Regions from separate parts of the Homo sapiens genome. Here region 1 is linked to region 2. Evidence: chromatin loops called from intact Hi-C (ENCODE). Cell type or tissue: ascending aorta. All regions are shown on one strand. Each heading gives the region's core, and the rest is flanking DNA. Links, peaks and the distances in the headings are about the cores only. Region 1 has its middle 73 kb from the start of MIR190A. Region 2 overlaps LOC105370854 (a long non-coding RNA gene).

The links. Peaks named below come from ENCODE experiments on the same cell type or tissue, not always from the same donor. Only the 100,000 strongest peaks of a DNase experiment are listed, where the experiment ranks them.
Region 1: a loop joins it to region 2, with 1.9 times the contacts of the local background. A loop is called at or near these places in 20 of 110 quality-filtered maps.

Annotation. Positions count from the first base shown.
Region 1 is chr15:62,894,117-62,899,491 of GRCh38, forward strand. No RefSeq gene overlaps it. Among named protein-coding and RNA genes, the nearest start is that of MIR190A, 73 kb to the left of the region's middle. RefSeq lists an enhancer at 3,479-4,244. In ascending aorta, for the core only: no CTCF peak of the experiment used is centred there; DNase peaks (open chromatin) are centred at 2,401, 3,065 and 3,584; H3K4me3 peaks cover 426 bases; H3K27ac peaks cover 3,896 bases.
Region 2 is chr15:62,845,556-62,850,930 of GRCh38, forward strand. It overlaps LOC105370854 (a long non-coding RNA gene), which reads right to left. Exons shown (of 7, transcript XR_007064671.1): 2 at 2,320-2,583. Among named protein-coding and RNA genes, the nearest start is that of MIR190A, 24 kb to the left of the region's middle. RefSeq lists enhancers at 1-331, 1,013-1,514, 1,515-2,014. In ascending aorta, for the core only: CTCF peaks have their summits at 2,553 and 3,311 (motif pointing left); a DNase peak (open chromatin) is centred at 2,506.

The DNA.
Region 1 (5,375 bases), core at 242-5,241, 49 kb after region 2:
CACCAGGGCCTTCCCCCAGAATTGGGAATTACAATTCAACATGAGATTTGGATGGGGACAAACCATATCAGGCCTTAAATTTTATGTGGTCTGATATAAATATTGTTAGTTATGTATATTAATTACATAGGGCCGCCATAACAAATTACCATAAACTGGGTGGCTTAAACCCATAGAAATTTATTTCCTCACAGTTCCAGATGCTGGAAGTCTGAAATCAAAGTGGAATCAAAGCCTGAAATTGGCAGGACCATGCTCCCTCCAAATATTCTAGGAGAGGAGCCTTTCTTGTCTCTTCTAGCTCTTAGTAGCCCTAGGCAGTCCTCCGTTTGTGGCAGCATAACACCAGTGTCTGCCTCCCCCATCACATGGCTGGCTTCTGTGCATCTGTGTCTCTCATCTCCTTATAAGGACACCAGCTGGGCATGTGGCTCATGCCTGTAAACCCAGCACTTTGGGATCCCAAGGCAGGTGGATCATGAGGTCAGGAATTCGAGACCAGCCGGGCCAACATGGTGAAATGCCGTCTCTACTAAAGATACAAAAAATCAGCTGGGCGTGGTGGAGTATGCCTGTAATCCCAGCTACTCAGGAGGCTGAGGTAGGAGAATCGCTTGAACCCGGGAGGCGGAGGTTGCAGTGAGCTGAGATGGCGCCATTGCACTCCAGCCTGGGTGACAGGGTAAGATTACATCTCAAAAAAAAAAAAAGGACACCAGTCATATTGGCTTAAGGGCCCACCCTATTCCAATATGACCTCATCTTAATTTTATTACATCTGCAATGACTCTTTTCAAATAAGGTCACATTGTGAGATACTGAGGGTTGAGACTTCAACGTATCTTTTGGAGCATGCAGTTTCACCCATAACAATATATATTTCATGTTTTGGTTAGCATTGAACTGGTATATCTTTTTCTAACTTTTTATTTCCAATTGTTATGGTTTTGCTTTAGGTGTATCTCTTATAAACTTTGTTCATTTGTTTTATCTAATCTGAGAATGTTTCATTTGAGAGGTAATCTGTTTACATTTATTATAATGACGTATAGTTTAACTGATTCCTGCCATATTTTGTTTTCTATTTCCCACCCTTTTGTTTTGCTTTGGTTTTTCTCCTTTCCAGCTGTCTTAGTCCCCCCAACACACACACACACACACACACACACACAAAGCAGACTCTGAAATAATGGCTTGTCTGCAGCTTGTTTATTTTAGGAAATGATTCAACGAATAGGAGTGGGGCGGGGGCTGGGAAGAATGAAAAAGGGATGAAGACAAAGCTGATCATCACCATAGGCAAATAGGGTCAATCCTATTAGGGACCCTAGAGGAGGGACATGGATGCATCTTGGTCTTGTCTTCAGAGACACTAATATTGCTTTTCAAATGTGGCTGTGTCATTTTACCTTACATTTCTCTATCACATATAGAGCAGAGAGTATTTGGAGCAGAGGGCGTACATTGCAGCATGAATTTACACCACTATCCTGGCATGTCTGCATGGCTGCCATTTAACTTCTCCATCATCCTATGAGGCACTTTATCATCCCTATTTTAGAAAGGAAGAAATTGAGGCTCAGAGAGGTAAAGTAAATTGCCTGAAGTCACACAGATAAAAAGTGACAGAGCCAGAACTCAAACTCTGTTTTATCTGATTCCACAGCCATTCCTTCCAACCTTAAGCTCTACCGCCTGTGTGGTGCTGGGTGTGAGTCGGAGCTAGCCTGGGTTTACCTGAGTTGCAGGGTCACCCCTCATCGCACCCTTGTCAGTCCTCAAATAGGGGTGCAACTGTTCCATGAAAGGGAACAAAGAGACTGAGCTACTAGACACCAAGCTGTTTAGGACTGAACCCATTCCTGTCCAAACGGAAGTGATCCAGAGGGACTCTGAATATTACAGAAGTCAAGAGATTTCATCATCTTTATTCAAAGAAAGGGGTTTGTTTGTTGATTTTTTGGATTTTTTTTTTGGACCACAGCTCTATCTACTCCCTGAAGAGTAAGGATTATTAAGTAAATCAGGTAATTATTGACTAAGAAGTGACTGGCCACTGCAATTGATAAATTAACCATGTCTGTTTTTCTTATGTAGCTCACTGGAAAAGAATGTGGGGGATTTCCTCTTCTTCTTCTCCAGAGGCCTTCCTGTCTTGAAGGCTAGGCTTCTCTTGCTCTGGGGGAAAGTTAAAGGCCTTTCTTTGATTTTCTAAGGGTCTGTAGACCTAACACTTACTGTTAGAGATTGCGAGGGCTGGGGAGGGGGCCAAGGGCTAGAGGTCATTCAAGGACTGGCAGGACCCTTGGGTGCCCAGCCTCTTACCCAGGACCCTGAGGTGCCAAGGCCTCTGGGGAGTGGCTGGGTGGGCAGTGTGCTTCTGGGGACTGGACACTTGCACTGTGGCCTTGAATTTGGAGGATGCCGTGAGCAGCAGCCTTTTACTGGTTTACCTGGGCATGGACAATGAGCCACTGGGCAGTGATCGTCACAGACCTGATGCCCTTCCCCCAAGTTTCAAGGATCCTGAGGCCTCAGAGTTCTGCATAGGAGGAGAGGAGGGGCCTTGAAAAGAGGCTGGGATTGAATTTTTCTGAGGTCCTAGTAGGTGTGGGGTCTAAGGACGATTTGATTTAGAAATTCATGAAATGTGTCATTTCTTGCCCCAAGCTTTGTGGAACAAGTAATACCAGTTACACTAGTGATGACCAAATCCTGCTGTAAATTGTTCTAACATATTGTATAAAACAGGCCTTACCACTTTTGTAATCCCTTGCAAATGGCTGATCGATAACCAACACAATATAATATTCCAAGCCCTTCTTTTGGTAGAAAAAATTTCCTCTAGCCTGGTAATTTAAATTCCAAATTACCTCCAGATGATGCTATTTAAATGCCCTGTGATTAAATCTGCACAAAGTGGAGTTTCTGTGGGAAACTTCGCTGCCTCCTAGGGCATCCTGCGGTGTTTTTTTAAAGGCCGGGGATCTAGAAAGGCTACTCAGGGCCTCGGAATCTTTGTCTACATGACTCAGCCTTGGGGCCCCGGGCCCTGGACACTTGCCCAGAGCTGAACATTCAGCTGGACGCGCCACAGAAGGAGCATGCGGGGAGCCAGGAAATATCTCCGGAATCTCACAATGCTTTCTCACCTACCCTTATTAGACCAAAGAGGCAGAGCCGCAGGGGTGGGGGCCGCGGGGCAGAGGGCAGCGCCTGCCGGGTGGGAGGGAACCTGTGTGTGCGCGCACACACTGTTCACGTCATAGTGTCTCCGTGTGTGTCTGCGTCTATGTATGTGTCTCTATGTGTCTGGGTATTTCTGTGTGTCTGTGTGTGCATCTCTGCATGTCTTTGCATATCTGTACATGTTTCTGTGTGCGTGGGTCTGTGTCTATGTGTGTATACATCTGTTCATATTTCTGTGTGTGTCTGTCTCTATGTGGCTGTGTCTCTGCATATCTTTGCATATCTGTACATGTTTTGGGGTGGGGGTCTGTATCTCTATGTGTCTGTGTGCCTACGTGTGTGTCTCTAAGTCTGTGTGGGTCGCTGTGTCTGTCTGTGGCTGGGAGCGGGGTCAGGAGTGCTTTTGGAGTCCCTGGTTTTCTAAGAATAGGAGGTTCACAGCAGGAGGGGGCTAACTCTTCAGTCCAGACCCCCCTCTGAGACCTGCAGACCACCTGCAGCCCCACCCAGTGTGGCCCCTGCCCCGCGTGTCTGTGGTCTGAGTGGCAGTCAGGAAAGAAAGCGAGGGCTGGGCGTGAACTTTGGTTAGGTTGAGATGCATGGGGAAGAAAGCAGAAGGGAGGGTGTGTGTGGGGAGCAGACCTGCACCCTCCCGAACAGCTGGGGAGGCCAAGGGGGGGGTAAGGCCCAAACCTCACTCCAAAGCTCCCAACATACAATCCAGCAGTTCCCAGTGGAAAACTTGCTGGGGTTTGCAAAGTACCCTCCTCCCCAAAACTGCATCTTTGAGCATGCACCCAGGCAAAGGCTCACACTTCTCTCTCTTCCCAACGCTGCTTTGGGAAACCCTCCTGCACCAGAGAATGTGGGACAGGGACACCCTTACTTTCGAATGCCAACTTTGGTTGGGCACTCCTCTGGACGCTTTCCATTGATCTCACTTAATGCACTTAACAGTGACCTAGGCTTTGTTATTCCTCTTTTACAAATAAGGAAACTGAGGTACAGGGAGGGGAAGCGGGTTGCTTAAGATAACAAGCTGATGAGTGTCAGAGCTGAGGCAGAACCCAGGTGTGCTGAATTCCGGAGTCATTTTCTTACCTGACAGCCCTCTACCTCTGGATGGCCCTCTCTTTACATTTAGAAGTGTGTGTGTGTGCGCGACACACACACACACACACACACACACACACACACCTTAGAGCCCTTTTATAAGACACTAGAGCCTAGACAGCAAGGGTGTCCACGTCATGGTAGTCTCCATTTACCATGTACATACAAAACCACAACAGAACTGTAGGTCTAGTGAAAGCCATTCTTTTACACCCTCCTCCTCTTTCCACAGATGGAAAAAGAATCGCAAATAAGCATAATGTGAAGAGCATGAGCTTTGGAATAAGCAAGCCTGGAATTACAATTTTCTTTTATTAGCTCTGTGGCTGTAATACTCAACTTTTGCAAGCTTCAGTTTCCTCGTCTGTGAAATGGAATAATAGCACTTACCTCATTGGCTGTTGTATGGATTAAATGAGACCATGACTATGGATGTATGGCATTTGGTACCCAATAACCCCTCAATAATCGGCAGCTATAATTATTCATAATAATAATGGTGGTAGCAACAAACCCAGCCCAAACATCTGAAGGACCGATCACTAAAAAGAAGATGAACTCAGTCCTACGTAGTAACAAGAATGTGACATCTATGTTGTTGCCAAAAGTCTGGAGGAGTTGCCAGGACCAGAGAGAAGGAGGTGGTGAGGCCGGCCTGGAAGAGGGAGGGGACAGATGTCAAGGACCCCAATCTTGAGGTGGAAAGTTCTGTGATTAACCCAGATGAATGTCTCTAACCTCCAACTCTTCTGTTCTCAGAGTTTTAATGGGGCACACCGTGTGCTGGGCATTGACATAGATGGGAAAAGCATGACCTAAAATAAGGGCTGGAAGCCAAGACTGGGAGGAAGGGCAAAGGGAGCAGGCAGCCTGGCACCAGGTACCAGTGAGGTGTCTGCTCTTTGTCCCCATCACCTGTCAGCTAAGGAATTCTGCATGTCATCAGTGCAATAAAATGTGATCGCCAGAGTGAAAACCTTGTAATAGACCAGCTGTGGCTTCTCTCAACACCAGTATGTCCAAGGAGGATGCATTTTTATTGCTTTTGTGGTCTTAACAAAAAAGATTCATGA
Region 2 (5,375 bases), core at 123-5,122:
ACCCATCAACTACGACCTTAACTTAGAAGTGCCCCAGCCCCTGCTGTGTGTAGGACTCTGGGGACCCGAGCCTAATTCCTGGAGGAGGTCACAGTCCAGGGAGGGCAAACATTGACCCAAGGGTGTGGGAGTAAAGGGCAGAGCCCTGAAGCTGGGAAGGATTTCCAAGAGGAGGACATTTGGCCCGACTCCTAATAAATAGGAGTTCCCCAGCAGAGAAGGGATGGGGGTGGCACTCCAGGCTGCAGGAACCGCACTTAGGTAGGCCTGGGTTTCTGAAGAGGCAGTTGCTTAAGGAGGTGAACAATTCCCTGAGGCCGGCAAGGAGGCAGCCAGGAGCACACCGTGAGGGGCCTTGTGTCAGGGAGGGCACTTCAGGTCCAGTCATAAGATGAATCACTCTGCAGGAGATCAGGAGAGAGATTCTGTGCAGGGAAAATGCATGATGGAAACAGGAGATGCACTAACAAAGGTCAGCAACTGGAGAATGAATTCGGTTCCAAGGTAAAAAAAATTCAAAGCAGGGTGAGCTGGGCCACAGAGCTGCCCAGTGGGAGATGCTGTAGTGGGAGGGGCTGCTGCCAGAGGTAGGATGGGGGAGCCGCGTTCCATCTCTAAGTTAGCTAACACCTACCCTACACCTACCACGTGCCAGACACGCACCATTATCACCTTTATTTAATCCTCACAACTATACCCTGTACAACGCATGGGTGCTCTTATCTCCATTTTATAGCCAGCAAGGCTGAGGCACAGAGAGGTTAGGTAACTTGCCCAAGGCCACACAGCTAGCAGAACGGGGATCTCCCAACCACTATGTTAAGATCACCCAGCTAGTGAGTGGCAAAGCAAGGATTGAAATTCCAATTTGTTTCCAAAGCTTTTTTTTTTTTTTTAAATCAAGAGCATAGGGAGAACCTCAGTCAGACCTGGCTAGTGGGATAGATATTAAGCAGGCAGACACAGGGAGAGGGAGCTGGGGGCAGACGGAACTGTGTGCATATGGCAGAACCTGGGATGTGCTGGGGGCTCCTGGGCGAGTAGGGAAAGAGACCATAGGGGCTGGTGGGGGCTGCAGGAGAGGCCAAGTCTGCACATGTCTGGTGAGGGGAAGAAGAAGACATTCTGAGACCACTGAGTGAGCCCGTGCTACCGAGCTTGTTCTGTATCATGCAGTCACAGAGAGCCTTGCTTTACTTTATTCCCACTGAGTGTCTCCAAAACCCTGTTTTCAGACCACAGCTCTATCCTGGGTTTAAAACCACAGCGTTCACAGGTAGTTCTGTGGTTCCGAGATACTCCACCAGGCATTTTTATCTGAACACCTTCCACCCCAAGCAGAGCACAATTGCAGGAGTTCTGCTGCCTGAACTCCCCAAGGGGAGAAGCCCCAGCCCAGACCCTCTATGGCCAGGCTGACCTGGGGGTGGTGGGCGGAAAACCCTGCCTGTGTGGGCTGGCACCTAGGAGGGGCAGTAACAGCCTGAGCTCTTGCGGCCATATTCAGAGCCTCCTGCCTGTTTGGGCCTCTCTCAGGATAATCTGCAGCTTATTTTCAGAAAGAGAAGTTTAATTCCCTTAAGCTCACAACTAAATGTTGGAGAAATGCTTTCTGGACTCATCAGAAGGCTGACCATGTTCCACATGGGGTCCAAGACTTGGGGTAGCCCAGGGTGAGAAGGGGCCCAGAGGGAGGCCCTCAGTCCCATGCGCCCAGCACCCTGGTGTTGCAGAGGCATTTGGAAAAGCAGGAAGGGAGAGGTGCTTAGAGGCTCCGGGGCAGAGATGGGCTGGTGTCCTCTCAGCTCCCTGACTCTATGGGCATGAGAGGAGATGGAAGGAGAAGGCAAGGCACGGTTCTTCCCTCCAGAGATCTCAGACCACCCTGGAGAAGCCCGTCTCCTGCAAGGAGAAATGAGAGCAATGCCAAGTTATCCAGTGTGGTGGGAGGCCAGCAGGACTCCAGCCTCAGGGCGGGTCCTTGGGAGGGTAGGACTGAGGAGGAGGTGGGCTGGAGTAGATTCTCAAAGGATGGGAAGTAGCCTGGGCTACTGAACAGAGCAGAGAGAACATTTAGGGTGTTAGGCATGCAGGCAGGAAGGAGGGATACGGGGAGAGGACCATGCAAGGCCTAAACCTGGAGGGACAGGTAGGGACAAAGGCTGTCTGGCAGGGCCTGCACTCCTTGGAATCAGGGCTCCGTTCCAAAGGAATAAGGGGCCAGGGAAGCAGGGGAAGACATGACAAACCTTTCAGGCTGGCTGCCACTCTGCCTCAGTGCTACATTCTCCAATGTCTGCAAGCTCATCATCAGCTCACCTGATGGATCGGGGCATTTTGCTTGGCTACCAGCAAGCCACATAACAGTCCTGTTCCCTGGTTTGCATCCTAGAGGCACCTATGTTTGCTGATTCGATGGATCCTGACAGAGCAGTTTGCCAATCACGGAGCTTCCTGGGTTGCGTGGAGGAAAGCCCTCTGCACCCAAGTTTGCAGTCCTTGCTGTTCTGCATCCCAGGTGGTTCTGACCACAGGGGGCAGTGTGGTTCCATAGGACACCGATAGATCGGGTAGCCCTGTTTCCTGGAGAGAAAAAGGAGGTGTTTCATGGGTAAATAAGTATCAGAAATCAGGCTATGAAAGGTAAATAGGTTAATAATTTAATAAGTCTCTATGAGACTTCTTGGAGCCTTTAAGATACTCATATGCACTGGATATCTCCAAAAGGAGCCTATAATATATGGGGTTGCCCCAATTTGGAGGCCCTTGGAGCAGTTTTTAATTTCAGTATATTTTGAGGGACAGATATTCCAAAGATCACACCTTGGGAAACACTGCTCCCAAATCCTATTGCAATTACTGTCTCTCCTCCCCTCTTAGCATGTCACATATCCCGTCTAGTGTTACTAGGTAGTATTTCGCCTGTGCAGCAGCCTCATCTAGGTCGGAGGCAGGGATCTCATGCAGCCTCCCTAGCACCCAAAACCAAGCCTTGGACATGTGAGATATTTAATAAAGATTGATTGCCTGGGAGAAAACTTCAGACCATGCAGTTTGTAACTCGTGTTTATGACCTGCTTGGTGTCAGCTGCTTTGAACTCTGGCTGATTTGAGCTTGAACAAACTAAAAAAGCCTGTTCCCAAACACCTACCACCCACCACAGCTGTCTTCTTCCTCCTCCCCACCTCCCCGTGGCCTTGCCATGCCACAGGGCAACATTATTGCCTAAGACTAAAATAGTTTCTCTGAAAATCGCTTTCCTAGGGTTTCCTTCCTGAAACAGCTGCAAGGAAACACAACTTGATCCTAAATATCCTGCCACCTCCTGGTAACTCTCCCCATTGTCCAGCAAAATCCAGAAGACAGGCTCCAGCTCAAAAGGAGTCGTTTGTTTGTTGAGACAGAGTCTTGCTCTGTTGCCCAGGCTGGAGTGCAATGGCGCGATCCTGCCTCACTGCAACCTCTGCCTCCCAGGTTCAAGCAATTCTCCTGCCTCAGCTTCCAGAGTTGCTGGGATTACAGGCACCCGCCACCACAGCCAGTTAATTTTTGTATTTTAGTAGAGACGGGGTGTTGTCATGTTGCCCAGGCTGGTCTCAAACTCTTGACCTCAAGCGATCCACCCACCTCAGCCTCCCAAAGTGCTGGGATTACAGGTGTGAGCCATCATGCCCCGCCAAAGGGAGTTGTTACTGAAATATTGAGAGGACCTTGGACGGTGTGAGCCAATCCCTACACAACGGTGCCCCTGGTCTGAATGCCAGTGGGATGTGAGGACCATCTGAAAAAGAAGGGAAAGGTAGAGGGGAAAGGGTACTTTAAGAAGCAGAGTTTCCTCCTGCAGCTGCATGCTCCAAAAGGGCACTTGAAATTCAACTCCCTAATCCTTCCTTCCCTTTTCTTGCCTCATGTAGTACAATGAAGTGAAAAGAACCTACAAGGGCTTTGAACGTCAGAGAGACATGGCTCTGAGCAAGTCTTAGCTTTCACGCCTGTTGATAGACAGTGTACTTGACTTCCCAGCATCTACTCCCCTCTGCCTATGGAGTCCAGCAATATTTGGGGGGAGTTGGCCTCAAGTCAAGGATAATACCATTCCCCCTGCTAGTGACTGGTTCTGGAATGGACATATAACCTGATTCTGGCCAAGGAGATAAGAGAAAATATCTGCTGGAGATAAGAGGAAACACATTCTTGACAGTTTACTGAGTGGATAATATGTATTTCTCTTTCCTACTCCCAGATTCCAAATTCCCTGCTTTTTTGGCCCACCTCACCACAAAAGCTCCATAGTTTATTCATCTAAGTTTGCATGGATGCTTCTTTGGGGGAACTGCAGGAGTTCATGGAAGAGTTTCAGAAAGGAATGAGAATGCCTCAGGAGTTGTTCTGTGATGGAAATTGGCCTGTTGTTCTGTTAATGCTGCTAGAAACTTACAGCGCTTAATAAAAATCTATTCTTTTAGTAAAAAAAAAAAAAAATTATTCCCTTTTCTTTCATAGCTACATGAAAGCAATCTTGAAAATGTGACCAATGAAAACGGTGTTATCCTTGACTTGAGGCCAAGTCCCCAAAATATTGCTGCACTCCACAAGGCAGAGGGGAGTCGATGTTGGGAAGTCAAGCACAATGTCTATCATATATCCCCAACAGGCTCTCTCTTCCCTATCAGTAGTGAATGAAAAAGCCACTTTCTGACCACAATCAGCACCAGCCTCATCGTGGAGCCTCCCGCAAGGATGGTGGAATGAAGGCAATCGAAGAATCTGTATCTTTGGTGGCAGTGTCGATCGGTTTGTCTAACCTAATTCTTCCAGGCTTCCCAATCACTAACCAGATACACTTCTGCCACATTTAAGCCAGACAGAGTTGGGCTTGCAGCCAAGGTGCCCTAACTAATGCCAGGTAGCAGTCGCATGGGAAAAGGCCAACAAGCATTTGACCACATACTAGGCATGCAGCGAAATTTTGTTCCGTTTTCCTTCACACCTACATGAAAGCAATCTTGAAAATGTGACCAATGAAAACCCCACTGCGTCCACTTTCAAGAGTTAACTGAGCACTCGTGCCCCTAACGTGGTGCCAGACTCACAGTAGGTCTTCAACAAATGTTTACTTTTTGATGCATCTCTAGAGTGTGATGTTGGTAACACCCGGATTCCAGTATATGGCTTACTTGATGGGTATGGAAAAGGATAGCAGACTTATTACAGACAGCAGCCATCCCAGTCCTGTTTCTAGACTCTGGGATGAGCGGTCGGGGCACAGGTCTCCCCACCCCTAGTCTCCATCCCTGCGCTCTGAGAAGCTAGAGAAGTCTGTGGCCAATCACCTACACAGCAAACCATGTGAGGAATGTCTGGTATTTGGGTA